Regions from separate parts of the Homo sapiens genome. Here all the other regions are linked to region 1. The links are chromatin loops, found by intact Hi-C in ENCODE. Cell type or tissue: PC-3. All regions are shown on one strand. Region 1 has its middle 200 kb from the start of MIR4422. Region 2 has its middle 150 kb from the start of MIR4422. Region 3 has its middle 280 kb from the start of MIR4422. Region 4 has its middle 38 kb from the start of LINC01767.

The links. Hi-C counts contacts between places; a loop is a spot of excess contacts. Peaks named below come from ENCODE experiments on the same cell type or tissue, not always from the same donor. Only the 100,000 strongest peaks of a DNase experiment are listed, where the experiment ranks them.
Region 2: it touches region 1 in a loop (5-fold over the local background); 7 of 110 quality-filtered maps call a loop at or near these places.
Region 3: it touches region 1 in a loop (10-fold over the local background); 2 of 110 quality-filtered maps call a loop at or near these places.
Region 4: a loop joins it to region 1, with 2.6 times the contacts of the local background. A loop is called at or near these places in 2 of 110 quality-filtered maps.

Annotation. Positions count from the first base shown.
Region 1 is chr1:55,424,509-55,432,508 of GRCh38, reverse strand. No RefSeq gene overlaps it. Among named protein-coding and RNA genes, the nearest start is that of MIR4422, 200 kb to the right of the region's middle. RefSeq lists an enhancer at 2,618-3,817. In PC-3, no CTCF peak of the experiment used is centred here; a DNase peak (open chromatin) is centred at 3,168; H3K27ac peaks cover 4,668 bases.
Region 2 is chr1:55,371,835-55,379,834 of GRCh38, reverse strand. It overlaps the pseudogene MTCO2P34 and the pseudogene RN7SKP291. Among named protein-coding and RNA genes, the nearest start is that of MIR4422, 150 kb to the right of the region's middle. In PC-3, CTCF peaks have their summits at 1,144, 3,782 and 3,999 (motif pointing left); DNase peaks (open chromatin) are centred at 1,044, 2,724, 3,974 and 4,634; H3K4me3 peaks cover 263 bases; H3K27ac peaks cover 2,527 bases.
Region 3 is chr1:55,502,454-55,510,453 of GRCh38, reverse strand. No RefSeq gene overlaps it. Among named protein-coding and RNA genes, the nearest start is that of MIR4422, 280 kb to the right of the region's middle. RefSeq lists an enhancer at 2,112-2,281. In PC-3, a CTCF peak has its summit at 3,219; a DNase peak (open chromatin) is centred at 3,353; H3K4me3 peaks cover 1,112 bases; H3K27ac peaks cover 4,021 bases.
Region 4 is chr1:56,372,660-56,380,659 of GRCh38, reverse strand. No RefSeq gene overlaps it. Among named protein-coding and RNA genes, the nearest start is that of LINC01767, 38 kb to the left of the region's middle. In PC-3, no CTCF peak of the experiment used is centred here; DNase peaks (open chromatin) are centred at 3,799 and 5,009; H3K4me3 peaks cover 2,562 bases; H3K27ac peaks cover 3,539 bases.

The sequences.
Region 1 (8,000 bases):
AATGCTGAGGGATTTTATTTCCCGTTCACTTATGAAGCTTAGATTGGCTGGATATGAAATTCTGGGTTGAAAATTGTTCCCTTCAAGAATGTTGAATATTGGCCCCCACTGTCTTCTGGCTTATAGGGCTTCTGCAGAGAGATTTGCTGTTAGTCTGATGGGCTTCCCTTTGTGGGTGACCTGACCTTACTCTCTGGCTTCCCTTAACATTTTTTCCTTCATTTCAGCCTTGGTGAATCTGATGATTATGTATCTTGAGGTTACTCTTCTCAAGGAGTATCTTAGTGGTGTTCTCTGTATTTCCTGAATTTGAATGTTGACCTGTCTTGCTAGGTTGGGGAAGTTCTCCTGGATAATATCCTGAGGTGTGTTTTCCAACTTGGTTCCATTCTCCCCATCACTTTCAGGTACACCAGTCAATCGTAGGTTTGATCTTTTCACATAGTCCCATATTTCTTGGAGGATTTGTTCATTCCTTTTCATTCTTTTTTCTCTAATATTGTCTTCATGCTTTATTTCATTAAGTTGATCTTCAATCTCTGATATCCTATCTTCCACTTGATTGATTCGGCTATTGATACTTGTGTATGCTTCACAAAGTTCTCGTGCTGTGTTTCTCAGCCCCATCACATCATTTATGTTCTTCTCTAAACTGGTTATTCTAGTTAGCAGTTCCTATAACCTTTTATTAAGGTTCTTAGCTTCCTTGCATTGGGTTAGAACATGCTCCTTTAGCTCAGAGGAGTTTATTATTACCCACATCCTGAAGCCTACTTCTGTCAATTTGTCAAACTCATTCTCCATCTAATTTTGTTGCCTTGCTGGTGAGGAGTTGTGCTCCTTTGCAGGAGAAGAGGTGTTCTGGTTTTTGGAATTTTCAGCATTTTTGCACTGGTTTTCCCTCATCTTCATGGATTTACCTAACTTTGATCTTTGATGTTGATGACCTTTGGATGAGATTTTTGCATGGGCGTCCTTTTTGTTGATGTTGATGTTATTGCTTTCTGTTTGTTAGTTTTCCTTCTAACAGTCAGGCCCCTCTTCGGCAGGTCTGTTGGAGTTTGCTGGAGGTCTACTCCAGTCCCTGTTTGCCTGGGTATCACCAGTGGAGGCTGCAGAACAGCAAATATTGCTGCCTGCTCCTTCCTCTGGAAGCTTCGTCCCAGAGGGGCACCCACCAGATGCCAGCCAGAGCTCTCCTGTATGAGGTGTCTGTCAATCCCTGCTGGGAGGTGTCTCCCAGTCAGGAGGCACAGGGGTCAGGGACCCACTTGAGGGGGAAGTCTGTCCCTTAGCAGAGTTCAAGCACTGTGCTGGGAGATCTGCTGCTCTCTTCAGAGCCAACAGGCAGGAACGATGAAGCCTGCTAAGGCTGCGCCCACAGCCACCCCTTCCCCTAGGTGCTCTGTCCCAGGGAGATGGGAGTTTTATCTATAAGTCTCTGACTAGGGCTGCTGCCTTTCTTTCAGAGATGCCCTGCCCAGAGAGGAGGAATCTAGAGAGGCAGTCTGGCTACAGCAGTTTGGCAGTACTGCAGTGGGCTCCACCCAGTCCAAACTTCCCAGTGTCTTTGTTTACACTGTGAGGGGAAAACTGACTACTCAAGCCTCAGTGATGGCAGACGCCTCTACCCCCACCAAGCTCTAGTGTCACAGGTCAACTTCAGACTGCCGTGCTGGCAGTGAGAATTTCAAGCCAGTGGATCTTAGCTTGCTGGGCTCCATGGGGGTGGAACCCCCTGAGCATGACCGCTTGGTTCCCTGGCTTCAGCCCCCTTTCCAAGGGAGTGAACGGTTCTGTCTCGCTGGGATTCCAGGTGCCACTGGGCTATGAAAAAAAAATCTCCTGCGGCTAGCTCAGTGTCTGCCCAATTGGCTGCCCAGTTTTGTGCTTGAAACCCAGGGCCCTGGTGGTGTAGGCACCCGAGGGAATCTCCTGGTCTGTGGGTTGCAAAAACTGTGGGAAAAGTGTAGTATCTGGGCCGGATAGCACCATCTCTCATGGCACAGTCCCTCACAGCTTCCCTTGGCTAGGGGAGGGAATTCCCTGACCCCTTGCACTTCCCATGTGAGGCGATGCCCCACCCTGCTTTGGCTCGCCCTCCATGGGCTGCACCCACTGTCTAACCAGTCACAGTGAGATGAGCTGGGTACCTCACTTGGAAATGCAGACATTTCCTGCCTTCTATGTTGTTCTCACTGGGAGCTGCAGACCGGAACTGTTCTTATTCGGCCATCTTGCCAGATCCCACCCGCCTCCCGCACAATTTCAAAACAAAATGTAAATGCAGAAATCCTTCATGACACTGAAGTTGAGTCAAAGACCCCAACTGGTGATGCCCCTTCCCAGGCATCACAGACGGAGCCCTGTCTGCAGGGGATGGCTGCCCTGCCTAACAACTGAAACACTGGGGAGCCCAACTCCAGGCTGCTGAGCATAAGACTGAGAGTTCTGGGGTGGCTAGATCTTTTCCCTTTAAATCCTAATTACTGTACACCAGTGGGTCCCAATGTAGGATTAAACAAACATGTTTGACCACAAAAACCTATATTTCCTAACCTCGGGTGGGAAAGAGCGTGCCCAGCGGAAAGGTGTGATCCAACACACAACTGGGGAAACATTGCTGTATTGAAACCCAGAGCTGAGGCCAGAATCTTATCTGAACTGTCAACCATGCAGGGCTGTTCTGAGAATTCGATTAAATAACAGATATGAAGTTTGTGTCATATAGTATGTATTCAATATGCACCCATATGAAAATATGTGCCCTCCAGCACTTCTAAATCTTGCTAGGGGGTGAGTAGGCTGGGTGTTAATGTAGCCATTTCACAGATAAAGAAACTGGGGTTTGGAGAGATTAAATTACATGGTAATAGGGCACAGCTAGGAAGTGAGAGCCACCATGGCAGGAATTGACCTTGGCTTTTGGGCTCCAATTTCAATTAACCCAACTCACCACTTCCCAAAACAGTCAGCCTTGGTCTGGTCTTACTCACTCCACAAGCTAACATTTTACAAACACTGAGTCACAGCTTTCCCTCCCCTTGGGCTGCACCAACATACAGCATGGTCCATCACGGGCTCAGATCCCACCCTCTTCTGGGGCCCTTTATGGGAATGCACAAAGCCCAGACTTCCAGGAACAGAGTGAGTAGATAAGGCATCTACGCTGACCTAGCCTGATCCCATCAAGGGACCCGACCTGCGTGAGCTGGAGAGATCTATGACGCTGCCAAGGACCACATCAGAAAGACAATATTTGAAGAGTGAAAGGTTCTCCAAAGAATGGAAAATCCTTGGAGTGAGCGAGTGCCTGAGGTTCTTGAGGCATGACTCATGCTGGGTGGGCCAGGACATGAGCTGTAGATACCGGGTAAAAGAGGTAGCAAAATATTAATAGCAGAATGTCAGAGCTGGGAGGGATCTAGGAGATTGACTTTTCTGAGGTCACACAGATAATAAGGGGCAGCACTGAGACCTGAATCCAGATGCTCTCATTCATTCATTCATTCATTCAGTATTTACTGAGCACTTACTACAGGCCTGGAGGGAGATTAGGTACTAAGAATACAGCAGTAAACAAAACAAGCAGGCTTTCTGTCTTCCCCATAGCTGACTTTCCAGCAGGGAGGAAAGACAATTGAACAGACAATTGGTGAAAATGATGAGAAGTGCTCTGATGAGGTAGCACAGAGGAGAGTGGTCTCATTTGTCTGGCATCAAGAAAGGCCTCCTGGATTAAATCATTGCTCAGTTTAGAGCTAAAGACTAAAAAAAAACCCAGTGGAAGGGGATTTGGTAGAAGGGGAAGACTCCAGACAAAGAAGTCTCTACAGCTCAGGCACAGACTAGACCCTTATTTTGAAGCTGCATACAATATGGGTGCTTCCACACTCAAGAAGCATATGGTGCCCAAAGGAGCACAAGGAGGGACCCTCCATCTACAAGGAGGTGACAGCATCCGACTTGGATTTTAAACGATAAGTAGGATTTTAATAAGCACAGAAAAGGAGATGGATATTCCAAGGCTGAAGAGATAGCATGGGTAAAAGGCGTAGAAGAAGGGGAGCCTGTGCCAGGAATTGACCTTCCTGAAGGAGGTCAATAAATGTTTGTCCCAGCAACTGTCAGTGAAATCCTCCCAGCTGCAGATTCTCAACAGCCATTGCTTCAGTACAGCACAAAGAAAGGGAGGGCCCTGCATCACTGTCCACACTTGCTGCCCCATGCTGTCCCATGGCCGGCACAGCCACAGCAGCCTAGCAGCTAGCATCCATGGGCTCCCCAGTGTCCCCAACCCTAAAGACCCCAGTGGGCCAGGAAATAGAAGAAACACAATCTTTCAAGTAATTAATATCCCATGATAATGGGATAAACGGGGCAGATATGACGTCTAACAGAAGGATGAAAATTCTAATGCCCCATCCAGCCTCACAGATAACAAACACATTAAAGAAAGCAGTGCTAAAGATCAACAGCCTCAGTGATTGATTAGTGAAAATCAGGGTGGGGCTTTCTTGGGGGCACAAAGACAGTGCTGCTTCTAGTTCATGCCTCCATTTGCAAGGGCTGAAAGGGGAGAGAGCCAAACAAACCCACACGTTCATCTCTGGAGCTTTGAGACTGTGAGTCCAGGACACTCCTGAGCCCTCTGCACAACAGGCAAGGCATTTAAAAGAGACTTCTAGAAGAACAAACTGCAGCATTTGTATCTTGCGGTGCATTCCTGTGTGTCAACCTCCGTGATAGAATATTTATGAGCTGTGCTTGGTACAAAATATGGTGCCCAACCACTACAGAGGTGGAATGCTGAATTTCAGACTTTTTAAATAAATCTTTTCTGGACTTGTTTGCAGACTGAGATTGCAGTTTGTTTTTTAACTCGAATGCTATGCTTATGATACTAAAGAATTTAGTTTTAAATAAAAATTTGTATTGTACTTAAAACCATAATAATTACTAAGAGTTATTGAATGCTAAGTTTAGGTGATCTAGGCACAGCATTGCTAATGTTTACAACACCCCTGATAGATAGCCCTCCCCCGTACCCCCAGTTTTAGAGATGAATCCTGGAGGGGCTTAGAAACGGGTCTCTGTTTCCAAAGCCCATGTTCTTTCCATTAAGCAGTACAAGAGGAGGAGGTGGGTAGGTGGACTCTTGCCTGGGATACAGGGAACTGCCTGGTTAGCTGACATATGAGGCATAGAATGGGAGCAGCAAGGGATGCACCTAGAAAGGGAAGAGGATGCCTATCCGGAGCCTGCATGATCCCATGGAAGATGTTGCAGGAACCACAAAGCAGAAGTGCAGTGCCTCTTCCCAAACAGCCTACAGACCCAGAACCCAACTTCAAGTTTGAGGCTGAGAGCTCCCTTTAGGGAAGGACGAACAAGCCCTTATTTCTCAACCCTGCAGACACAGTGCTAATGATAGTAGGATAAGCCATTCCCACCCCGTGCTCTCACATTGTCTCCAACCCTATCAGACTGTATTGTGATAATCTGTTTTCCTGTCTTGTGGACCATGGCTCTTTCCAACTGCTCCTCTCTTAATTTCAGACAGCTCAATACCAGAGACTCAGGTGTGTGTTCCTGGAGCCCTAACCACTGCCTCAGATCGAAATGTCAGCCAAGGACATGTATATCTCCCTGGTTCCAGCAATCCCTACTTTAGGCCAGCTAAGCTTCTTTGTTTACATTTCTGCATCTGTAGCTGAGTGGACAGCAGTACTCTGTCTGGGGAGAAGGGGAAAGTGTAGAACAGCCGGTTCTAGGAGCTAGTCAGTACCCACTCAGCTATAGAAACTATTAAAATTTTATAACCCAGCATCTGCCCAGGAGCTGATAGGGCAGAAGCCCTGTGTGTGAATTACATTGTGCTCCTGAATAAGATTCATTCATACATTTCTGTATTCATTTACCTGTGGTGTTTTAAGCCTTGTGTTGGACCCTGGGGACGAGGAAGATGTGGGTCATAGTCAAGATTTTTCTGACTTCCTTTTTCCTTTCAAGCAGTTTAACAGCTTCCTGCCCCAGTGTCCAGAGCTTCCCTATCTCAATATCATCGGCAGTATCATCGGCACCTTTGCTCACCTTTACTGAGTACTTACCATGCATGTAAGTACGGGTAAGCACATGTAACATGCATGCAAGCACAGGTAAGCTCATGTAACATGCATGCAAGCACAGGTAAGCACATGTAACATGCACATAAGACCAGGAATGGTGTCCTGTGCTAAGAGCTTCCTACTGTTTATCTTAGTTGATCTTTACCATAACCATAAGCTAGATAGTATTGTTAGCCCATTTTACGGATAAGGAGACTGAAGCACACCTATTCATTCATTGCACAAATATTTAATCAAAAACCTGTCCAAAGTACAGAATAGTCTCTGAGGGAAAGGGAAAGGAAAATAAATGAACATTTATTAAGTATCTACTACATGTCAGGAACTATATGTTTTCCAAATGTTACCTCATTTAATCCTTCCAACAACACTGGGAAATGGGTTTTGATTTCCCCATTTTTACAAATGTGCCTGGGATTCCACAGATTAAACCCCCTTCCCATGGAACTGACATTCTAATCATGGAAGAAAACAACTGGGGTAACATGGGAAATCCATGAATTGGGGTAAATACTAAGAAGGAAAAGCATGCGGGAGATGGGGGACAGAGTGCGGTTGGGGAAGGGAGGGGTAGGGAGGGGAGGGAGGGAAGGCTTTTGAGGACGGGAGGCCAGAGACAGGGATGGAGGGAGGGGCGAGTTCTCTGAGGCCCTAGGTGGAGAGCAGCCCACACCCAGCGCACTCGCTGTTCGCATTTCTGTCTCCCCCAACAATCAGTGCATCCAACCTCTAGGATTTATTCCAGAGCAAGATTGGCACTAGAGTTTTCTCCAAGGGCAGTTCACCCTGCTGATTACAAAACCTGTTGAAAAGCCTTCTGGGGCCCATCCAGGCAAAGCAGAAAAGCCTGCCCCATGTGGCAGGAGCTCCAGAAGTTTGTGATCCTTGCCTATTAGACACCTTGACAGCCAACTGGATATCCAGCAACTGCATAGCCACCTTCAGGACCCAGGAAATTGTTTCCCCAAACCATCTGCCCCACTGTGGTCCTCTCACAGAATGGAAAACAGTCTACAAAGTTCATAATGGCTTTTCGCGTCTTATCAGTTACCACTGCAGGTTGGAAACTCCCAGAGGGCAAGAGCCACATCTTACTTATTTCTGTATCCCCAGTTCCTAATCCTGGGCCTGACATTAAGTAGATGCCTAGTAAGTGTTTGTTGAGTGAAATAGAATATTCACCCTGATAGTGAACCAAAATGTGCTTCTCTGAAAACCATATTTTTTATCTTTTCTTTATTTATATAAAATCCCCCTCTTTGGGGACTACATTAAAAAAATTCTTCCACACATCAACCCTTATGGGAAAAGGAAGGAAGGAGTGGGGGGATGGAATTAAACATTTATTGAGCACTTATTAAGTGTCAAGCTTTATGGTTTGTAAATGTTATCTTACTTAATCCTCCTACCAACCCTCTGAAGTAGTTATTCTTTATGGATGCAGAAATAATCCCCAGCAGCCCTTGGTTATTATTCTGGCTCTGCCTTTTGTTACTGGGTGCCCCCACTGTCTCTGGCCTCTAGTCTTTTCAGTTGACCGCTCTGCTTCCCCCAGGGTTTGAAGACAGCAATTACATATCTTCTAAGCCTCTTCTTCTTCATTTCCAGGCTAAATATCTCCAATTACTTTTGACACCTCTCATGATGCAGTAGTGAAGAGTGGCTCTGGAATCAGGACAACCAGGATCCAATGATATTACATCACCTGTGCACAAGTGACTTAACCTTCTGAATGTTGATATTCTATCTGTGTGACATGGGACACTTATGATACCATCCCACTGAGTTGTTATAAACAGCTTAAACAATATAACAAATGTAAGTACCTAGCACTCTGGGGTAGGTTTGGAAAGGGGGTGATTCGTTTTCTTC
Region 2 (8,000 bases), 53 kb after region 1:
GCCTAGATTCCAAATCTTGCCCATGGTCTGTCTTTGTGTGGAAGTGAAAGCTAAGAATGGTTTTTATATGTTTAAAGGGTTGTAAAACAAACAAAAGAAAATATGCAAGAGAGATAGTATATGTCTCACAAAGTCTAAAATATTTACTATCTGAGCAGACAAAGTTGTCAGCCCCTAGTTAAGAGACTGAAGGGGCATCCTTGGTAGTGGATGGTGGAGAGGAAGGACAGGAGGCTCCCAGGCCCACTGACAGGCCTTGGTGAGGAAGGAGGGCAAAGGGGGATTGGGAGGGTTACAGAGTCTTTCAGGGAAGAGACTCTAAGTGGAGGTGATTTTGAACTGAGACCTAATGATGGAAAAGAACCACCAGCTGAAGAGACCCACAGAATGAGAACTCCAGGTAGAAGGAACAGCAAATGAATGTGCAAAGGCTTTGAGGTAGAAACAAGCTTAGCATGTTCAAGAAACAAAAAGAAGACCAATGTCCCTCGAGTGCAGGAAACAAGAGGGAAAGTGCTGCCAGCTGAGCTCAGGGGCAAGCAGGAAGCAGGTGACATAAGACTTTCTGGGCCAAGACGAGGAGTGTCCTTTCCACTAGGCCCTGCCCTGTGGTGTGGCAAAATCAAATGAGAATCTAGTGGATGTCAGTCTGGCTGGGGTGTCAGTATGTCAGTATCACAGTCTAGTGGTTCAAGGACAGTCATCAGAATCTGGGTGCAAGAGACACTTGAGTCAAACAGGTGGTAGCACCAACTCCCAGATGATGTGGTCATTTAGCTTAGGACCGTCCCCAGTGGTCAGAGGGTACCAGGAAGATGCTCCAGGATGAACAGGGTTTCAGGAGCTTGGCAGGCTGTCAGGACTCTTGCCAAACGAACTGGGATTCAAGGTAGGGCTTGAGCTCCAACAGGAAATGGAGAAATAAATACGACAAACCACGAATGACAGATGATGTGATGGAGTTGATGGTTAAAAACAGAGACTTCCTGAGCGTTTGGCTACCCTGGCCTTACCGCTCCACATCAAGCCCTGGGACCATGCCACATATACTGGCCTCCTGCCCACCGTGTATGCCCTATTCTGGTCAGGTAAGACTCAGGAAATGAGTGGGGCCGATCCAGGGAGAGGAGAGCAACAGCGACTCCTCCTGGAAGGAGCTGGAGAGGTAGATGCTGGTAAAACTGCAGAAAGTGAGTTTACATGGCTAATCACTGCTGCATCCGTGGTATGGCCATCTGTGCAAGCACGCTACAGGGGACTTATCCACTTTCACAGGTAAATTCCTATATGATCTGCTTGCCCAATTCCTGGCCATGGGGAGGGAGAGGAGAGAATCATCCGTGTGGATCAACTGTAACATTTTGTACTTTGGCGACCACTTAGTTTAAAATGCCTGTTCTCCTAAGCGTGTCCCCAGGCAAAATGTGTGCTGTAATTTGATTTTTTAAAAACAACTTTTATTGTTTTTTTTCTTATTATAAGAGCAACACATGTTCCTTTCAGGAAAATCAGAAAATATAGAGAAACCAAAAGGAAGAAAATCAAAAACATTCATCCATCCACCCAGAGACAGTCATTGTTAATGCCTTGATGTTTACTTTCCAAACTTTTCTTTGTGCATACATAGTTTATTACACAAATGTAACCCAAATATCCTCTGGGTCTCACCGATTGTGGGCTCACCTGAGGTACGATTAGTGGTTACACTGCTGACTTGATGGCTTCTACCTGCCTGTTATCAGGTTCCCAACCACTTGTCAAAGGCCTTCCCCCACATCCCTGGACATCTTTAGGGGGCTCCACGCACTCTCCGATGCCAGTCCATGCCTTGCCTGGGCCTCTGTTCCTGCTCACCTGCAAGTTGCCCTTTTTGCTGCCCCCATTTGCCCCTCCCAGCTGGCCTGGGAGGTATAAATTGGGATTAAGCACCTACTAGATGTGACATGCATGACAGTGTGAGCCACACTGTACTAAGTCTTGAAAGGGGGCACAAAGTTAATGTGGTTTGTGCCCTGAAGGGACTCACAGTCTAATGAGAGACAGGTACAGACAGAGATGACCTTGATGTGAGACAGGCATGTGCTCCTTGTCATAAGTGGCCACAGGGAGTGTGCTTTGGGCATACGATGCTAGGTTCCAGGAAGGAGGAGGTAGCGTTTTTCATGGGCCTGCAGGATGGCTGGGATCGCATTCAGGAGGTAAGAGAGAGACAGACAAGTAAGCCAGGAGAAGGGTCAGGCTGTGGGTATGGGAGCTGGGAGGTGAGGGCCTGAGGAAAACACGCAGGGGCCTAATTGTGTAGAACAGAGAGAGTGAAAGGAGAGAGTGGTGAGAAACAAATATAGAAAAATACACTGGGACCAGGTCACAAAGCAAATCAGGGCCACTGATGAGATCACGGTCAGGAGAGGCAGAATGGAAAATTCAAGAGGAAAACTCCGTTTTAAGAGTATAGTCCTTAAATAATTTTTCTTGAAAATCAGTTTCCACTAACTCATTATCCTTATGCCAAATATTATCATATGAGCATAGAAAATTACACTAAATACATCTTTATGATCCTAAAGTTGACGATATTAATTTTGATCTGCAATGAATATTTAAAAATAAAATTCTATACTTTCAATCTACCCAATATTTCTGTGGTCATTTTTCCACATTTAGATAGAAAAGTCATGACTATTCAATGTCTATGTCTAGGTGAGGTGTACTCTTGGCATTTCAGGACACACCCTTCCTTATTACTGTCCCTCCTTGGAGCCTCTGCACCTGCTGTGCCCACTGCCTGGAACAGTTTTTCCTCTTCCACTGCCTCTTTCATATTTTCATATTTTCCTCTTCCACTTCCATCTTTCATATTTCAGCTTGAACATCACTTTCTTTGACTCTCCAGTTCTGGGTTAGGTCTCCCTATCTACATTCTTGGGGTGGTCAGTCTTTCTTATTAACACTTAAAAAATTAAATAATTTAAGGGTACACTCAGATGTGAGGGGGTGATCTGGCTGTGACATCTGTCACCCCATTGATTGCCAGGGATGACTTGGTTGACCTGGCTGGCTAGGCGGGTGTCCCCTTCCTCCCTCACCGCTCCATGTGAGTCCCTCCCAAAGCTGTGTGCTCGGTCAAAGAGAACGACCATCTCCGGCAGAGGAGGACCAGGCTTTGGTCAAGGATATATGAGTAGCTGCACTCCCCTGCTAGAATCTCCAAACTTAATGGTACACTCATGCACACATGTTTAAATTCAAGCAATCAAGGCCTACATCTCCCACTTAAATGGAAGCTCAATGAGGGCAGGAGCTTTTTGTGTCTGAACTGTTTTTGCATGTAGAGACAATCAGTAGGCATTTCTCAAGTGAATGAATGTCACTCCCTTTCCAATTATGATTCCAAGAAGTTTTTAATAATTCCAAGATTTTTTTTAAAAAAAATTTGTTTTCTCAAAACAACTATCAGGTAAATTTTTACAACAATCATGCCTTCATTTTTATTTGTATTTGATTTTTCCTAGTCTCCTTACTTCTAGAAAGAATTTAAAGGAAATTTATGTACAAGACAACAGACCTGAGAAGCTTTAAAATTTAAGAGGACCTATATTTGATGTACAAAGTGATTTAAATCCATGATCTCTGCCTAGACTGCCTGGGCAGGACTAAAGCCCAGAAGATTCCTTTTCCCTATACTATTTGCAAATGTGCTTCTTCTTTTGGGTAGGCCTTCTGAGTAGTTCACCTTAAAGCTACATGAGGAAGGGACCAGGGCTTCACTAACTCCAGGTGCAGTGTATAAAAGCATGCTATCAGTTCAAATCTTTGGGATTAATTATTGCCTCAAAAGCCTTGTGAAGGGTTTATTATCCCCAATTAGATGAAGAAACTTAGGCCCAGAAAAGTGAATGACTTTGCCCAAATCACAAACTGAAGAAATGGAACAAAAGTGAGCTTTTCTGGGGAACTAAGACTAGATGCTTACTGCTCTCTGCTGCCCCCTATTGGTGTGGAGAAGAAAGAGCAAGCCTCTCTGGGTTTGCTCCAGAAACGAGCCCTGTTTTCCCACAGTGGGCGAGGGGCACCGGGCATCCTGGCACGCATCCCCTGCCAGCTCCCCTTGCCTTTTGTCTCCCTGCTCTCCCACCCCACCAGATCCTCAGGATCCCTAATTGCTCCAGTTTATGGGCTAATAACCAGAATCCAAGAATTGGAGCAGTGGGTTTAAGGGCCAGCAGGGCCAGCAGTGCCAGGCTCGCTGGACACACTGCGTGGCCTCTTCATTTCAGCCCAGTGCCTTGTCACCTGCCCTCTGAGTTCTAGGTGCAGCACTGGGAGAGGACCAGAGATAGGCAGAGCTCAGCACTAATCCACATGTGTGTCCACAAAAGGGCCTCACTCCTGCACAATAGGGCCTGTTTCCTTCTCTTAGACAGAAGCGGGATAATAGTGGCTTCACTAGGACATTGTGAAATTGAAACAAAATTCTAAGTTAGGTACTCAGAAAATGTCCACGTCCCTCGCTTCCCTTTCTGTTTTTGCTGGCAGTGTCGGCAATGACTGAAATATCGATTTCTCTCCTGCCCTGCTCCTAGGCAAGGGCCTTAGGGCTGATTTTCTGGCGGTGAAGTCACTGGACGCAGAGCCAGGAGGATGAGTAACTGCCTCTCTCCTGCTGAACTTCATCTTCTACAGGTGTCTGAGGCAGACGCAGCTCAGGCTCCTTGGCCCAACCCGGAATCAGGCCCTCACACCCAGCATGTGCTATGAGCTAACAAAGCAATCACAGCCAATCGTGGCTATAAATCCCCGGTGTTTATAAAGTCTTTGTGTATCTCTAAACTTGAATAACCCCAAGTCCCATGGGACTAGAGAAAACAAGCTACAATTGTTGTTTACCCATCAAAAGCGCATTCTTCAGAGGAATGAGGAGGCCAGGGCACAGATGTTGCTCAGTAAAGAAGCCAATGGCAACTGGGGAATGGTTGCAATGGTGAAAAAAATCTGATCAAACAATGCTTTTACATGGGATGAAGGAGAGAGCAGGGCTTGAAACAAAGAAATCAGCCTGGATGGCACTAAAGCCCAGAAGATTCCTTTTCTCTGTACTATTTGCGGATGTGCTTCTTCTTTGGGGTGGGCATTCCAAGTGGTTCCCCTTAAAGCTACGTGAAGAAGGGCCAGAGCCTCGTTGACACCAGATTCAGTGAGTTATAAAAGCATGCTATCAGTTCAAATCTTTGGGATTAATTGTTCTTTTGGTGAAGATGGAGAGAAACAAGTTTGTTACCCAACCAAGAGATGGGGCCAACATGGCAAGGATAGGAGCAGGCTGGGGTTCAGGAGCTCACCCCAAGCACCCTAGTTATCAGTTCTAAGGCAACAAGCCAGCTCAGAGACAGCCTCCCCAGGTAGGTAGACAGTGCTGAGCCCTGCTGGTGCTACGTAAGCTTGGCTCAGGGCCTGTTGGGGTGAAATTCTAGGGCACTGGAGTGGGTGGGGATGTCAGAGAGGAAGTGTACTTTGAGAGAACATCTGGTGACAAGATCAACCCCTTCATGAGTAAACTGAGGCCAAGAGCAGAGAAGAATAACAGCCAATCTTGCCATTCATTTGATTCATATTACTCAAAATGAATGGACAATTGCAGGCCTCTTGAATTTCAGTGCAGTGCCATTCGTTCTGAGCTCTTTACTCATAAGAATAGAATTTAAGGGTTGTCAGGGCCTGAATCTAATTCTGTGATGATAAAAGTGTGAGCTGTATGATGCCAAATTGCCTGCTACCCACTCATGTAGCTGGAGTTAGTATGTATCTACAGGTTTGTTTCTTCCCAAAAGGCTTTCCCAAACTCCTTCTGCTGAGCATGCGTAACTCCTTGGTTTTCTTTTAAGAGAAAGAATGCACTGCTCCATTCCATGAAATCTAAGTGGGGCTGTTAGTCAGTCTTCTACCCGCTTAGCCACAAGATTGAGGGCATGTGACCTGAGTCTAGCCAATCAAAATATTCTCTCCTGGCCACAGTGATTGGCTTGGATATGGGCAAGGCCAAACATAGCCAAACCTAGCCAATCATAATATTCTCTCCTGGCCACAGTGATTGGCTTGGATATGGGCAAGGCCAAACATAGCCAAACCTAGCCAATCAGAAACCACTCCAGGACTTGTCTACTAAAGTTAGCTGGGAGGCCAAGCTTAATAATCTTCATAATCTGAGAAGCCTTTGCTTCAAAACGAGATGTTTCAGTAGTTGAACTATCAACTACAAACCTAGAATGACTTTACAGCTCCCTGCCACCATATCTCACATTTGAAGAACCTGTTTATGTGAAAGCCTAGAAGAGAAAGGAAGGAATTGAACCTCCCAAAACTGGGTTTAAGCCAACTTCGTAACTACGATGACTTTCTCGGTTAAGAGTTACTATAGTAAAATAATCATATAACTTTGCCAAAGTTAATTTACATGTTAGAACCCTTTCTATCTTCAGGGCATATCCATTTCAATTAGGCTTCCAAGATGCTATGTCACCTATCACAGAACTCCTTCACTTTCATGACCACACCCTAATAATTGTTTTTTTAATGAGCTCATTAGTACTTTACATTATCTCCCTGATATTAACAACTAAAACTCACACAAACACAATGGTATGAACTATTTTACCTGCCATTATCTTAATTTTAATTGCTCTTTCATCATTATGTATATTATATATAATAGATGAAATTATAACCCCTCCCTTACCATCGAAACTATAGGACACCAATGATACTGCAGCTATGAATACACAGATTATGGAGACCTAAAGTTTGATTCGTCCGTAATTCCTACAACAGACTTAAAACCAGGAGAACTGTGGCTACTTGAAGTTGATAATCAAGTAATCCTCCCCATAGAAATATCAATTCGCATCAATTGCATCAGAAGATGTTCTATATTCATGAGCCGTGTATCATTAGGCCTAAAGCCAGATGCAATCCCAGGACTTTTAAACCAAGCAACGTTGACATCTACATGGCCAGGTCTTTACTACAATCAATCCCCAGAAATCTGCAGATCTAATCACAGCTTCATGCCCATTGTTCTTGAACTGGTACCTCTAAAATGCTTTGAAAATTGAGCAACGTCTATATTATAATATCACTATAGAGCTAACTAGCATTAACCTTTTAAGTTAGAGACTGAAAGTTATGATTCTTCCACTGAAATGCCCCAACTAGACACATCCACATGATCTATTACTATTATATCCATAATCCTATCACTTTTCATTCTACTTCAACTAAAAATTTCAAAATTCACCTATCCAACAAATCCAACACCAAAAACGTTTGGAACACAGAAACATGAAACATTTAGAAGTTTAATTGGCTCACAGTTCTGCAGGCTTTACACGAAACATGTTGCTGGCATCTGCTCAGTTTCTAGGGAGGCCTTAGGAAACTTACAATCATGGTGGAAGGTAAAGGGGGAGCAGGACTGTCACATGGCGAAAACGGGAGCAAGACAGAGAGAATGGGATCGGGGGAGAGGTGTGCCCAAACACTTTTATATGACAAGATCTCATGAGAACTCACTATCACGAAAGACAGCGCCAAGCCACAAGGGATCCACCCCCATGATCCAAAAACCTCCCACCAGGCCCCACCTCTAACATTGGCGATTACAATTCACTATGGGATTTGGGCAGAGACAAATATCCAAACTATATCACTTGCTGTCCTGACTAATATTGTTAATCCCTCACAAAGCTCTTTACTGTAGAGCCCAGATATAGTCTCATGCTTCTCAATATAATATTCCAAGTCATTGACATGTTGATATGATGAAACTAATTGGCCTTTGCAGATTCTAATCCAATGCTTTCATTTGGCAAATGAGGAGACAGAGGCACAGAGAAGGAAAAGAATTTGCATAAGGTCATGGCCAGCAAATGATAGAAACGGGTTCACACCCCTACTTGTCATTTGCTATGCCTTGATCAACCTATTGTCCAGCTAAAAGACCTGCT
Region 3 (8,000 bases), 78 kb before region 1:
TAATGCACTGCATTATCCATAAAACAGGGAAAAGAATACTTACTGTGCACAGTTATGAGAAATAAAGTCCATAGAATGATTTTAATTATTGTGGACACATCCCCACCTAGCACCCTCCTTTGACACCATGTTATTAAGCAGAAACTTACAAATAGATAAGTTATTTTTCTGTGGCTCAAACCACACTGCCCTGCACCTATTTGTTACACAAAAGCATGCTTGATGAACAAGTGCTATGAGAACAAGTATGGAAGAAGACTGATGAGCTCTCCTTGGGTAAGTGGGCAGGGCAGACTTCAGGAGACCAGGACTCACAGGGACAGAAGGGTGGGGAAGGTACAAAGCAGCCCTCCCTCCTCAGACCTCCAGACTGAGAGACAAGGCAGGGCTAAGAGTAAGGACTCGGAACACAGCCCTGCCTGAGGAAAGTAAATGTAAGACAATAAAAAGAAGGCTTTGAGAGAGAAAACCAAGGCTAAGTCCTGGAAGCGCCATTCACTAGCTGATCAACCTTGGGCAAATTTATGAGCCCCTTTCCTCACCTGTAAAATGGGTTGGATAATCCCAGCTTGTACCGTATAAGAGTTTTGCATCAAAATTACACAAGATAATGTACGTGGGCACAGTTTAAACTACAACATTGTGTGCCATTGGGAGGGAGTCTCTTAATAATCTTTTAGTCTGTTTTTAATCTTCAAGCCTGTAGGTCACCTGCCAACACACTTTGCCAAGAATTCCTTAAGATACCATCTGAAATGCTTCACCTAAATCCAAAATTCTAGGAGGCTTTCGTAAGAAGATTGGCAACCAGAGAATTCTCCAGTGCTTGTCCAGGAGAGTCTTATCTTAAACCACCTTTGCTGTTCCCTACAAAATGTTGACCATGTAAGGACAGAAGGGGAAGGAATACAGTCCATCATTCAGTATCCAGGGAGGATTGGTTCCAGGAACCACCCACAGATACCAAAATCCACAGATGTTCAAACCCCTTATATCAAATGGCATAGTGTTTGCATAGAATCTATGCACATCCTCCTGTATACTTTAAATCATCTCTAGATTACTTATAATACCTAGTTAAGTGTAAATGTTATGTAAATGGTTGTTATTCACTATTAGTTGTTTATTTGTATTTTCTTGTTATATTGTTTTTTTGTTTTTTTCCAAATATTTTTTATTTGTTGTTGGTTGACTCCTCAGACAAGAAACCCATGGACATGTAATTAAGCATCTGTAATTAATGCAATTAATTACATGACTGTAATTAATGCAATTAATTACATGACTGTAATTAATGCAATTAATTACATGACTGTAATTAATGCAATTAATTACATGACTGTAATTAATGCAATTAATTACATGACTGTAATTAATGCAATTAATTACATGACTGTAATTAATATGGTACATAATTATTCTCTTTATCATAAATTATCACTTCAAATACTAATATTGTCAAATTATTATCATTCTCTTTGCCATAAAAGCTAATCTTTTGTATTTTTAATTTGGATGTGGGATCTTGACAGGTGGGGTCATGCATAAATGAAATTGTATTTGAACATCCACACATGTTGCATACAGAACCTTGGACCCGTGCCCAGGCAATTCTTTCATGTGCTGCCATCCAAGAGGAGGTCTCATTTGAAAACTAACAACTGATATTCCTTCACCATCCAAGTGTAAACAGAACTCTGATCCAAGAACTTGCTATTGTGCATCTCTGGTGGGCATTAGCCCATGTTGAAAAATTCATCATGACTGGTGGTCACAGTGTTAGAAAAAAAATTATTATTTTTCTGTCCTCAAACCCTCAAAATAAGAGTAGGCATTCCATAAATGAAATCAATAAGTATGTGAAGCGCACTTTACAAATTTTTCTCTGATTCTCATAATGCCACCACAAAGTAGTTATTATTGTACCCATTTTACAGGTGAGAATGGTTGTAGGGTTGTCTTGAAGTAACTTTGGGCATCAATAGTGACAGAACCGAGAATGGGCTAGATGTTTATCATCACAACTCAGCAAATATTGTTTCAGTGTCAACCATGTAAAAAGTCACTTTAAGGCCAGGCGTGGTGGCTCACACCTGTAATCCCAGCACTTTGGGAGGCCAAAGCGGGCAGATCACTTGGGCCCAGGAGTTCCAGACCAGGCTGGGCAACATGGCAAAACCCCATCTCTACTAAAAATACAAAAATTAGCCAGGTATGGTGGTGCACCTGCAATCCCAGCTACTTGGGAGACTGAGGCACGAGCATTGCTTGAACCCAGGTGGTGGAGGCTGCAGTGAGCCGAGATTATGCCACTCCAGCCTGGGCAACAGAGGAGGACTCTGTATTCAAAAAAACAAAGTCTCTTTATTAAGATTGAAGATATGAGGATGAAACAAAACAAGTTTAGTCATTGCACTTGTGGAACTCACAGCTTGGAGGTGAAAACAGGTTCATCAGATTTACAATCACTTCTTTGTTGTGTAAGGGAGAGAGGTAACATAGTGCAAAAGGAGTTGACCTGGGTTGAGGTGGGGAAGAGAAGTAGGGTAGTCACAGCACAGCGGGAGTAAAATAGGGTCAGGGGAGTTTAGAGGGTAGAACTTTGCAGGCAGAGAGAGCAGAGAGGAGCAATTCAGGGCATAGGAGAGAGTAAAGGAGAAGCAGCAGGAGGGGTGGATCATGAGGGTGGGGAGCTGGGCAGAGCTGTCCAAGGGCTCCACCTCCATCCTGACACCTCCAAAGGGCCTCTTCAAGGTCTTCTCTGGGGACAGACATGCACAGATTAATGTGCCCCAACTTGCTTCTTACCCGCATTTATCCTCCTCACTGCAGCCTCAGTGGACATAATGCAATTCATTGCAAGGTGGTCCATGGTCCAAGTCAGGGATGTTGGTGCCCAGGTGTGGGCTGTGACGGTGGAGATGGGGAAGAGTGGATGAATTCAGGGATCCTGAGGAGGCAGCAGGACTCTGAAGCCACAGAAAAGCCCCAGCCTACTGCTGCCAGGGCACTGATGGGGGATGTTACGGAGATGAGGAATGAAGAGCAGGAGAAGGGCAAGGGGGAGTCCCAAGCCAGGGTGTCGGCCTGAATTACATTGTTTGCCAATGTGTACTTTTTTCTTTTCTTGTTCTTTCCTTTTATTTTTTCAATCATATGCATATGATACAAACTATTATCTTTTAAAAGTTTATACAGGATTGTAACCCTGTTTTATATATGGGAAAAGGCTGACTCCCTGTGGGTTTTCTGTATTTTCATATTGACATAATTCAAACAATGTGATGAATCAACTCTCTGTAATTTCTGAAGCTGGACTCAGAGAAGCTGAGTTTTATGGAAACTTTATTGAGCTGTGCCCTGGGGCTGGGTGGCAATCCTTGGGGAAAAGGGTATTTGGGGGTAGGATTTACACACTGTTCACTGTGTTCCGGAGCATTCTTCCCTCCAGAAATTAACATGAATGTTGTATGGCATATGAGGAAAACTTAGGGGTTAAGTGACTTGCTTATGGACACCCAGCTGGTAGGTGGTAGAATCTGCTAACTCCAAGTCCAGGGCTCCTTCCCTGAAGGTGTGCCCCTCCCAGGAACAGATGACACAAACCCGGCTCTGAGGAAGGAGGAGGCTTCTGGGGTATTTTTCCTGTCTCTCCAGCTTTTCCAGGCTGTTTATTTAACCTGAGTGGGTCTCTTCACTGCGCCTGAGCATCCCCTTTCCCAGGCACATTAAGGAGCAAGCAGGGGCTGCTCCCCTTGGAATCCATTTTCTCTTCTGATAAAGACCTTCCCAAGTTGGCAGACAGAGCATCAGGCTTCTAGCCCTGACTCCAGGGCCAGTGTTCTTCTCCCACTCCCCACAGCTTCAGTGAGATAATTCAACTGATGAACAAAGGAATCATGTGTTCAACCTAAGAGTCTCTTCCAAATCTAAGCAGATAAGAGGGAATATTCAAATCTTAGACTCTCAAAGGCAGCTAGGGGATTTGATCTTCCTTTTCTGGAATAGGTCGGCATTACTATCCATTTTACACATGAAGAAAAAGAGATTTGGGAAATGTGAGTAATTTGCCTGGGATATTTAGTAACATGGTCAGGATTTGAACCCAAGTTTCAGCTGTAAGAGTCCCCAGCACAGTCTTCAGCAATAGTAGGTGTTCAAGATGTTTGTTCCCTTGCATGCTTCCAACTCTCTGCTGATCCTGCCCCTTCTCTGGAAAGTAGACACCTATCGGCATTTTTCCAGAGTGAAAGCAGCTGTTCCCTGGGTACCTGTGCCTTTGTCTCAAAGTTGTGCCATAAGTATACCTCTAAGGAATTAACAAGCCCGCATATGGTATAGGGTAGATGGGAGGCTGCACTAAGGTGGCATAAAAGATTTTTAATAGAGCTTTACAGGAGTGAACCCTCTGGCCAGGCAGGGTAGGGAGTGAGGCAGAGGATTGGGGTGGAAAGATGAGCAGATCTGACAGGTGGACAGTCAGCTCTGATGGAGAAAGAGGAGCTAAGAAAAAGCCACAGCCTCCACGGGAGAGTGCTGAGCTCAGATCCTGGTGCTGGGACTCACCATGTGACCCAGGGCAAGTTCCTTCCCTCATGAAACTTACCTATGCATTAACGAATCTGCATGTAAGAAAATGTTCTAAAAGCAGACATGAGAAAGGGAAGAGGGAGGAGGAGAGGAAGAATGGATTGGTTCAATCAGTGCAGGTTCACAGTGAGGCCAGAAGATCATCCCCACTCCATACCTCCTCCCACCCTGTACCCTGTGAGCAGATAGCAAACAGGCATCCCCTTGCCCCCACACTGACCATGCACACTCAATAGTTGTGCATAGGCTGTTCTTGCTAACAGGAAAGGTTTTTGTTCTCTTCTCTGCCTGGAAAACTCATAATCCATTTTTCAGGTCTCAGGTCATGTCACCTCCTCCATGAAGTCTTCCTTGACTCCTCTCTCACCTCCACCCACCCTCAGACACTCATACCTTTGAGTTTTTACAGCATTGTATATACTCCAAGGACAGCATTTATTACCTTGTTATTATTGTAGTAGTACTATTACTAGTGGCATAAAGTACTATTTAAGGAACACTTTTTGGGGGGGGCCAGACATAGTGTTATGGTCTTTTTACAAATTATGTATCATTTAAATTTCATCACTATGCCATAAATTAGGTATTTTCTTCTCAACTTTAAAAGTAAGGAAACTAAGGCTCCAAGAGGTTGGTGGTTTTACTACTGTGTAACTCAAGCAAGGGACAATGCCTGTATTTAGGGCCAGGTCTGATTCCTTTATAATTCCCTACTGTTGTTCAGCCTGAACAAAGAAGTAATAATAGGTGATAAATGAAATGATGAATGAATGTCACCATGGAGTGAGGGAGGCTTAAATGTGAAGCATGGCTTTAAACAATCATTTTATTTTGCTGTGACCATCCCAGAACATCCTCACCTAGGTATAAAAGTAGACCTTAAGGATCATGTAAGTTAACCATAGGGAAAGATCTAGAGGAGCATGGGCTGACCTGGGGCACAGAGCTGCCTTTGGCACCTGTCCAGATGTATTTCCTAGCTTCTGGTGGGCAACCCTCTTCAAACCTCTACTTCCCAGAGCTCTGTGTTAGAGACTGGCCCGATTTTCTTCCCTGCAACAGAAACCTTTCTGTGTCTGTCCTTAGAGACAGAAGGCACACCAAACCTCTGTATTTCTTGGTTGTGCTCTCCCAATTAAGCAAAGAAGCCAACCGAAGACTCCCTGAGACAAACTAATTGCATCTTAACAGGCTCTGTGCCTGCCAGCTTTGGCCCAGATTCAGATTTTATAGGCCACTTCGCCCCACACCCAGGGTTTATGATGGAAATACTGACAAAGCTTCACTGATAAGGCAGCAGAGGACCCAGGAGACCAGAAAACCTAGTAATTTTCCAGAGTCTAAACCCAGCCTCTACTCCAGGGGCCCCTCACGAGGCAGGATTCTGAAGTGTCAGCCAAGAGGACCCTGGCACAGGGCTGTTTGTTTCCACTCCAATGCACTCCAGAAATTTGGTAGGATACCTTGCTGGGATTTTTAATGGCAAGTTTCTCCTTCGGCATCACCTGGTATCCAATTAGTTTTCCCATTCTTTGGGCTGCTCAATCATCCCTTCATTTGTTCAATCATTCCTCAAATTCTGAACTCCTCTGCCAGGCTGTGCTGGACACTAAAAAGAAGTACTACTTGGGTGATTAATTTTAAAGGCTACTCTATTAAGGTCACTCCACTCAGCCAGGTATTCATTGAATGACTTCTCAAGGATCACAGTTCCCATCAAGCCTGCCATGTGGACTTTGTGCAGTTTGTGCACTGCACAACTCTAGGGGATGCCATTCACCTAGACTAGGATCACATCAAGTACCCTCTATAGAGAATACAGAAGAATAAAAACAAAACAGAAAATGAAAATACCATATATTCAGTCTATTATAGAAGGAAGAACGTTCAAAATAAACAAAGCTGCTGAGTCACTTAGCAATTCCCTAGCTCCTAGAAAAATTTATAATTTGTCTCCAAAAGAGAAAAACAAATCAGACATATCATTCCCTTGTTTAAAACAGGGCTTCTCAACCTTGGCACTGTTGATACTTTCGGCCAGATCATTCCTTTGTTGTAGGAGGCTGTCCTGTGCAATGGAGAATGTATAGCAATGCTCTTGGCCTCTACCCACAAGATACCAGTAGCAACTTCCCCCTCACCATTGTGACAACCAAAAATGTCTCCAGATGTTGCCAAATGTCCCAGCAGAGGTGGGGGAGAGAAAGAGGCAAATCATCCTTAGTTGGGTCAATGGTTTAAAATAACCTTCTGTCTCACTTTCTATAATACCTTCCATGGCCCTCTAAGTGAAGTCCAAGACACAGGTTTTCATGCTGCTTATCAGTCCTGCCTCATCACTGGCTATTCTGCCATACCTTTGCCCATGCACTTTCCCCTGCATGCAAACATCAGCCCCACCTCCACCTCCCATCTCACCTGGTTTAACTCTCCTTGTCCTGCAAGACTCAGCTTGGGTCCCCGAACTCGTGAAGCCTGTGTTGACCCATCCCCTCTCCCTCAGCAGTTGAAATCAGCCCCTCTGTGGAATCCTTGGCACCCCAGCATCTCTCTACTCAACACTTAGACTTGTGGGAGTATCAACTCCTGTGAAATTATTTGCGGATTTGGGGGCAGTAACTATGTATCCCCAACACTTAGTAAAGTCCTGGCTCAGATTTATTTATTTAGAAATTGTTCTATCTTATTCAAGATGGATGAAGGATTAAAAAATAAAATAAAAGCCCACACCCTCTACCAGCATGCCCTGCAGAATTATCTATGACTTTTTGCCAGAGAGCCAGTGCTTTCAACTCCATTGCTAACCAGCTTTCTGATCTTAGGCAAGTTCGTTCAGCGCTCTAGTCTGCCTCAGTTTCCTTATATGTAAAATGGGAATCTCTTTGGTCTTCCTCTCTCATGATGATTTTAAGGCACAAATTAATTATATGACCCCTTAGTAAACTGCCATTCATTGTACGAATGTGAGATGTTATTATACTGCTAAATAATAAGATCCTCGAAAACATAAATGTGAATTGAAGCAAATATATTAGAAGAATTCTTTCTTTATATGGAAAGTTGGCCATATCCTGAATGTAAACAGCGTTTTATTTGTTTGGATTTTTTTGTTGTTTTTGTTACTTCAAAAAACAAGCCTTACCATTTGCTGATCCCTACCCTACCGAGACTCTTAGTATTTCAATTAAGGAATTTTTTATTTCCTCCTGGGCTGGAATTCCAGTAGTTTCTTCAATTTCTTTGAAGCAGGTCACACCTTTAACTGGAGGACATTTTTCTACCAGACATACAGCCTGTAGAACCTTCCATTTAAACAATTTTATAGAGTGATAATAACTAGGATAGAAAACTTTAGAAGAGGAGCTGCTTCTAAAATGTATTCTTCACTTCAAAGACAAAAAAAAATGCAT
Region 4 (8,000 bases), 950 kb before region 1:
CTTGCCAGAAGTATCCTTCTCCCCTATTTTCCTCCTGAGAAACAAACTCATCTTTCAAGACTCAGTTCAAATATTATCTTCTCTTTGGTGCTTGTTCCCATCTTTCCTAGCAAAATTAAAAGCATCTGTCCCATGATCTGTGCACACCCAAGTTGCAGCCTTTGCCATTCTGCATGGTCCTGATCTGTTTTCATATCTACTTCCCCCACTGAACTGACCTCTTAGAGACAAGAACAATATCCAGCTTACCTTACATCCCTACTTCTTAACAGCGTTTGTTGTATAGTCAACATTCGATGAATGTTTGTGGAGGTAATACATACCGTAATAAATAAAGGAGCTGTCTTTGTGAAATTTCAGTATGTAGAGTCTTCCTATCTGAGAAACCTATATGTGTATACTTGCTGTTTGAATATTTCCTCTTAGAAATTTTCTCTGGGGTTCCTGGCTCAGGGAGACCACCTCTATGTTTTGTGTCTTCTAGGATTAGGCAGTTGGTTTGGTTTAGAAAACAAGAGTTTGCTGTTACCTGCTTTAAAAGCAACCTAGCAGTCAACAAAAGTCCCCTGGGAGAAATCAGGTTGCTAGTGAGGGCACAGCTCCACTCACAAATACTTCGTTTGCTAGTCTACCCACCTGTAGAACTGTTTGTTAAGGATTCATTCATTCATTCATCCACAGACTAATGCATTCATTCATTCATTCACTCACTGTCCATTGTTCCCATGCCAGGCACTGTGTTGGTGCTATGGTTACAGAGATACAAGAGGTAGAGTGATGGTCCTGTTCCTTGTGGGTGAGGAAGCACAGACAGACCAATAGTGTAGTGGGATCAGTGTTCTGGTTGGGGGTGTGTGGGCAAAGTCATGTGGCAGCAGAAGGAGGTTAAGGAAGCATACAGAGGCTCTTTATGCTGACTTCTGATACATGATAGAATTATTTGATGGATAAGGGAGGTGAGAAAGAGAGGAAAGAAAGAAGATGGGGGGAACAGCATCCACAAAGGCATGAAACAAGGAGTAGTAAGTGTGCTTGAGAAATGGCAAGGAGTTTGCAATTAACTGTCTTCAGAGCTTTGTTACTCAAGGTTTGATAAGTGGACCAGCAGCATTGACTTTGCCTGGACACTTGCTGAACAACAGAATCTGGTGTTCTCCTCTGGCCCAACTAAGTCAGAATCTACATTGTAATAAGATCCCCAGGTAGTTCCTATGCATGTTAATGTTTCAGAAAAACTGGGCAAGAGGCATTTTTCAAACTCTAGCACACATCAAATCACCTGCAAGGTTTGTTAAAAAACAACAACAATAACAACCTCCACAACAAAAACAGATCACTGGGCTCCATGTCAGAGTTTCTGAATCAGTAGCTCTGGATGGGGCCTGAGAGTGCACATTTCTCTAAGGTTCACAAGTGATGCTGCTGCTGATGGTCCAAGCACCACACTTTGAAAACCACTGTGGCAAAGTGTAGTAGAAAGGGTAATTTCTGGAAAATGAATGGGGGCAGGTAGCAGAATTCAAATCCTGAAGGACCTTGAGTGCAGAAGTGTTTGGACTTTGCCCTGGAGTGCTGAGGACTGCTGTGGAGTTTTCACACAGGAGAGTGACATGGTCACTCGTTTATGTTGGGAAGATCTCCCTGGCAGCATGTGGAGGATGGTTGGGATGACAGTCACTATATTCCAGGTGAAGCTCATGGATTTCCAACCAAGTCAATGGCAATAGAGATGGCTTCAAGATAAATTAGGGGGTCAGAATCTACAGGATTCAGTGACAATAGAGATGGCATCAAGATAAATTATGGGGTCAGAATCTATGAGTCAGATTGGTCGAATGTGAGGGTGGTAGGCACACCCCTGCTTTCTGGGGACCTGGGCGCTGGAGGACATCCTGTTGCTTTTTTCCTCCTGTGGCTGTCACCCTTTTAGGTCCAGAAAGCCATCCCACTTTATTTGCCTTCTCTCCACAAGTCGGCCTCTGGCTCCATCTGACAGGTTTCAGCCTGCAGTGTTTGCAGAAAGGGATGCAGTAAACCATTCAGAAATAGGATTTATTAATAGGAGGCATGTAATTACTGCCAGACACAGCAATCTGAAGAGTTTATGGCTTAAATGTTTGGTGTCATTCATTAAAACAAAGTGGGCTCTTGGCATGGACGCTGTCACCCTGTGACCAGATCCATCTGTTTCTGTGAAAGCCCCTCCCCTCCCGGGTCTGCTAGTTGAGCCTGGCTGAAGGGGCAGAGCCAGGCAAATCATCAGGGCAGGGTGTTTGGTGCTGGGAGTGGGCCTTGCTGGGAGTCCTTTAAGGAGCAGGTCCTGGTTTCAGGGCAGGGTTCCCAGAGGGGATCTTGGCCTGTCTGCATTTGTCTCCTGAACCTCTGATTCCATAGTAACATGTTGGAAGACCTATTATTAACAATGATCTCTCACATTTATAACTCCTCCAAAGTCTTTCTCCCTTTTATTTTGCATCTCACCAGCCCCTCACAGAACCTATGATGCAGATGGCAGAGGTTAGCATGGCCTCTTGACAAATGAAAAACTGAGGCCCAGAGAAACTGGGTGAGTCCCCGAAAGTCATACAGGCAAAGGAGCGTGCTTGAACTGAGGTCCCACAAAGTCATGCTTGAAATCCCAGCTCAGTGATGAGAGTGTTGGTTTGTCTCGAGGACAGACCCAGCTGTCAGAGGTACTGCTGCTGTAGGACTTGAGTTCAAACAAAGGATTTCTTTTGACTAGCACTATGAACTTGGGAGAGCTGCTCTGAGCATCAGTTTCCTCAAGTATAAAATGGGGAGAGGGAAATATGTGACCTCCTTTACAGGGTGTTGTAAGGGTTAAATGCCCTTGCAGGGTTTGTTGCTGCTCGTCCACTTTTCCCTGACTCGTGGCCCTCTCTGGGCCTCCCAGAAAACCCTACACTATTCAGGATAGATATGTTGGTGCTCAGATGAGATAATGGAGGGATATGCTTTGGAAAATCCTTGTACACCATTCAAATGTGAGGTAATAATAGGAAAATAGATCTGCTACCATCCTGCCAAGAAACCAGCAGCTTTTGAGACAAAAAGCAGACCTAAAATCTAGAATCCTCATCATCATGATTAGTTTTGGACAGAGGAATTTTTCTGCCCTTTCAAACATTTATCTCAAAAGTTATTTTATTCTGAGGACTAAAGAGAATGCCTATGAAGCACAATGTGAAACCCATAGTAGGTTATGGATATCTGGCAGGTTGTATTAGGTTGGTGCAAAAGTAATTGCAGTTTTTGCCATTACTTTCAATGGAAAAATACTGCAATTACTTTTGCACCGACCTAGTAAAACCTGCCAGATATCCTGCTTAGTACACTAATCAGGATATTGTTCCATTCAATGGTAAGCTCTTCCCAGAGGACTGACATCTTATTTATCTTAGTATTCTCTAGTGTTTAGCACAGGGTCTGGCCTGTGGTAGGTGCTTAGCAATTATTTAAACTGAACCAAATTAGATTCTGTCATATTCCATGGATTCTTTGAAAGCAGAGCCTGTGTTTTACCCATTTCTCTCTTTCCAGAACTAAGATTAGTGTCTGGCACAGAGTAGGTACCTAGTAAATTCAGGTTGGGTTGAAATAAAGCACTGTGAAAAATAAGGTAGACTCGCCTAATGTCTGCCCTGAACCATGGGGGACCCAGGGCTCCAGGTAGGAAAGGAGTCTGGAATTTGTAGCCTGAGTAGGTACTGGTCAAATGACACACTCACTTCAAAGGCACGCAGTGGGGAGGGAAGGGGATGTGGTTTCCCAAATGCCTTTTTGGCTGGGTGAAAGCTTCAGTTGGCGGCAAGAGTCAGGTCAGGGGATGTTGGCAGCATAGAGAAGACGGCAGCCAGGACTGCCAAGGCAGGAACGAGTCAGAGGAGAGGAAGCAACTCAGATGGAGACGAAAAGTGCTTGAAATCTTCCCCTCTCTGCATCTGCAGGAACAGACGTGGCAGCAGTATGCACGCTGGAAGGAAAACAGGCTTTGCAGTCAAATAAATCTGCAGGTCCTCTCAGTGCAAGCCAGGGCTGGGGGGTCTTGAATGTCATGTTTTATTTTTCTGAATCTCCATTTCCTCATCTAAAAAAAATGGGATCAGTGATTCTTACCTTACAGGGTTGTTGTGGATATCAAAAGAGTGTTTTGTGAGTAATAAAACAGCCATTTATTAAGCACCTGCTCTCTACTAGGCACTGAGCCTAGTAGCTGTATGGATATAATTAGTAATCCCCTAATCATCCTGCAAGGTAGTGATTATCATCTCTAGTCTCCACTTCAGAGCTGAGGAAACTGAAGTTCAGAGACATTGAGCAATTTGCTCAAGTGATACAGCCAGAATTCCAACCAGGTTCTTTCAGCAAAGGTTACCATATGAATATGGACATGATGATTAAATTGTATAAATCTTTGTCAAGTCTAAAATTCTCCCAGAGCAGCAGGGTTCCTTCATTGTCAGTGCTTTTTCTTTCCCAACTTCCCCCAACTTTTTTTTTTTTAAACTAAAACTTTGGCTAACCTGGCAATCTACGAAAGAGGGGTTCCACTAAGTGATTTAAACATGATTTGATTCTCTTTGTCCTGTTGCTCTTTGGCATCAATGGGACATGGATCAGGAAATTATTTCTAGGTGTTTATATGAGGAAAGAGGAAAAGCTGCTGAGAGTTAATCTTTTAGACAATCCAACAGAATCTGAAATATCAAAAACTATCCTTCCAAAAGAAAACTATCAACCCTTTCAACATTTTTTGAATCTTTCTTTGAAGCTTTAGCCAAACAGAAGATAAATGTAAAAGGTAAGGAAAGCAAATTAACTTCTATTGAAACCCACCATGTGCCTGTGTCTTGATGTATTGTCTTCTCAGTTCCTCCTAGTAACCCCGTATGGTAGGTATCATTAGATTCATTCTTCCACATAAGGATGCTCAGAAAGGTAAATATTTGTCTGAGTTCATACAATGATTTGGCAGGAAAGCCAAGATTCAAACCGCAGCCTGCTTGGTCCTAAAGCCCAGGCTTTTTTTTTTTTTTTCTTCTTCTCCCTGCTTCTGAGTCTGCAGTCTCCTGAGGGGAGCAGTTGTTTCCTCTTTGTTTAAGGAGTCCGTCCTTTTGTCCTGGATAGCCCCAGAGAGATCCTGCATCTTCAGAAGAAAAAGGACTTTTCGCTTTAAGACTGCTTGGGACCTCCAAAGGTCTTTAGCAGAAAATGCAAGCAAGCACCCTATTGGAAGGTACTCTTAATGAAATGAACACCGGCTGGATGGTTCTATTTTTGGATGTGGGCTCAGACATTAGGAGCAGGCAGTATCTTTTCTTTTTCTTTTTCTTTCTTTCTTTTTTTTTTTTTTTGACAGGATGGGCTGGGGTTGGGGGAGGAGGAAGCAAGAATTAAGCAGAGAAGGCAAGCTCCTTTCTGTTCATCTAACTCAAAGTGAGTATTATGGATTTAAATAACCCATGTGCAGTTCTATTACTTAGTGGTTTTACCCAGATCTAGGCTACTACAGGTGAAAGATGTTCTATCTGTCCTGTGCTTAATTTTTAATGCAGTCTTGAATTACTTTTGTAGAAAAATCCAAACACTTAGTTTGCATGCCATCCTCAAGGTTCTCCTTCTGGGGTGGAAAGCTCACAGGCTTTGGGGATTGTGAGGCTTGAGTTCGACCTTCTGCCATGCCACTGATCTGTGTGGCTTTGGGTAAGCCATCTAGTATCTCTGACCTTAGGCCCCTCCTCTGTAAAATGAGTACAATCATGCATGCTTTTTAAGGTTGTCATCATTGCAAAGTGCTTGATGCTTGGCAGACACTCATTAAACATTAGTTACTTTTTCTCCCTGTATCTCAAAGTGCAAATTCTTTATCTTTATTCTCTTAGGTCGAGAAGGGCATGAGTGATGACCTATATTTTTAGGACAGCTTGGATCCACCCAGATTGTTGGCAGGGGCTATTGGCTGTGGTTTAAGACTTAAGCCAATGCCCATTATGTCATTATGGAGCCTGCAAAAGTGATTACTAATGTTACTTTTCCAGTTCACTGCAGAGCAGAGGGGAGAGTTTTTCACACTGCTGGCGTTTTGTTGGAGCACGAAGATACGAATCACAGATGGCTTCCTCGGCAGATGTGGCCCTGTAGAACTGCAGTGCTGGTTTATAAGGGGTTTAATGAAAACCTGGCACCCTCCCAGACTTGAATCAATCCTCTAGGGTCTCAGCTTATGCACGTACAGACCAATCTGCAAATGTGCACCATTATTGACGGTGTGGGGAATGCTGGGGTGAAAAGTTTTTACCTGAGAAACAAAGCCAAACCTATCTGGCCAAGTTCACAGGCTTGGCCTGGGAGATGGAACAGTGCCGTGGAAGGGAAGTTGGTAGGAGAAGAGTGGCTGCAGCTGGAGGATGTCCAGATGGCCGCTGCCCAGCTGGGGGTGATCCGGGCTCAGGGTAGAATGATGGTTTTACCAGCTGCTTCGGGCTCACAGTATTTTCTTCCTTGCCATGGCTAAAAAGAGTGAGCAGGACTCGCAAGTGGGAGATATGGAATATCGAAATAGTTTCTGTCTAGTTCATATTATGGACTGGAACTGAACTTGCATATTGTTGCTTCTGCTTGAAATGTTCTTCAAATGGTCAGCTTGCTATTTCTCATCTGTTTTATTTTGGCTTCAGTGTCATTCCTTGGCAAATGCTTTCTTGATCACTTCCCTGAAAGAATCTCCAAGCTCTTTGCCATATTCTATCTTAGTTGTGCATTTGTTCATAATATATCACAATTTATTTGCCTATTTGGTTGCTGTTTTGGTCCTTTACTAAAATATAAGCTCTTTGAGGGTAGGAAGTCTGTTCATCTTGTTCACCAATGCAGCCGAGTGCCTAGTGGAGTACCTGGAACATAGTAGACATTCAACAAATATTGTTGGATGGATGAATACATTTTTGTGACAAGACTAAGATAAATCAGTCTTTGTAGATTAAAGCCACCATTTACAAGCTGTATAACTGTCTAAATTACTTAATCTTTCTTAGTCTCAGATTCTTTATCTGTGAAAAAAAAGATGGCCAGGCGCGGTGGCTCACGCCTGTAATCCCAGCACTTTGGGAGGCCGAGGCGGGTGGATCACCCGAGGTCTAGAGTTCGAGACCAGCCTGACCAACATGGTGAAATCCCATCTCTACTAGAAATACAAATTAGCCGGGTGTGTTCGTGGGCACTTGTAATCCCAGCTACTCGGGAGGCTGAGGCAGGAGAATCTCTTGAACCCAGGGGACGGAGGTTGCAGTGAGCCAAGATCACACCACTGCACTCCAGCCTGGGCAACAAGAGCAAAACTCCATCTCAAAACAGAAAAAAAAAAAGATAAAAATATAGTAGAGGGAGCTGTTTGTGTAGAATAGTGTCTAGAAATAAGAAATGGTCAATAAAGCTATTATTATCCAGTTATTGAAGAATTAAGTTCACCACCAACAAATATTTATCAATATTTCTATTCTAATATCTATTGAGAATCTAGTATATGCTATGCCCCCACACCAAGCACTTTTACATGCATTATCTTATGCTATTCTTCACAACCTTGTGAGATATTCTTCCCATTTTAGAACAAAGGAAATAGATTAAGTGGTTTGAACAAGCTTACATAGCTACTCAGTGGCAGAGGCAGTATTAACTCCATTTCTATTTTTAAAGCCCTAATTTTCCCCCATAATTCCAGGCTGCTTCCTATTAACACTCATTCTGGATAAATAAACATAAGGAAGCCACATTCTCTGTCCTCTGGAGGCTCTGGTTTAGGTGATAAGACATATGTAAGAGTAAAATGAACACTAATAAAAACCATTTTTTTGGTGCTGCTTTGAAGTTTACAAAGCTTGTCCCAATATTTACAATACATTCAAGTTTTAAAAGATTATTACCCAGGATATATAAATAATTCATACAAGTCAATAAGAAAAAGACAAACAATGGAAAAA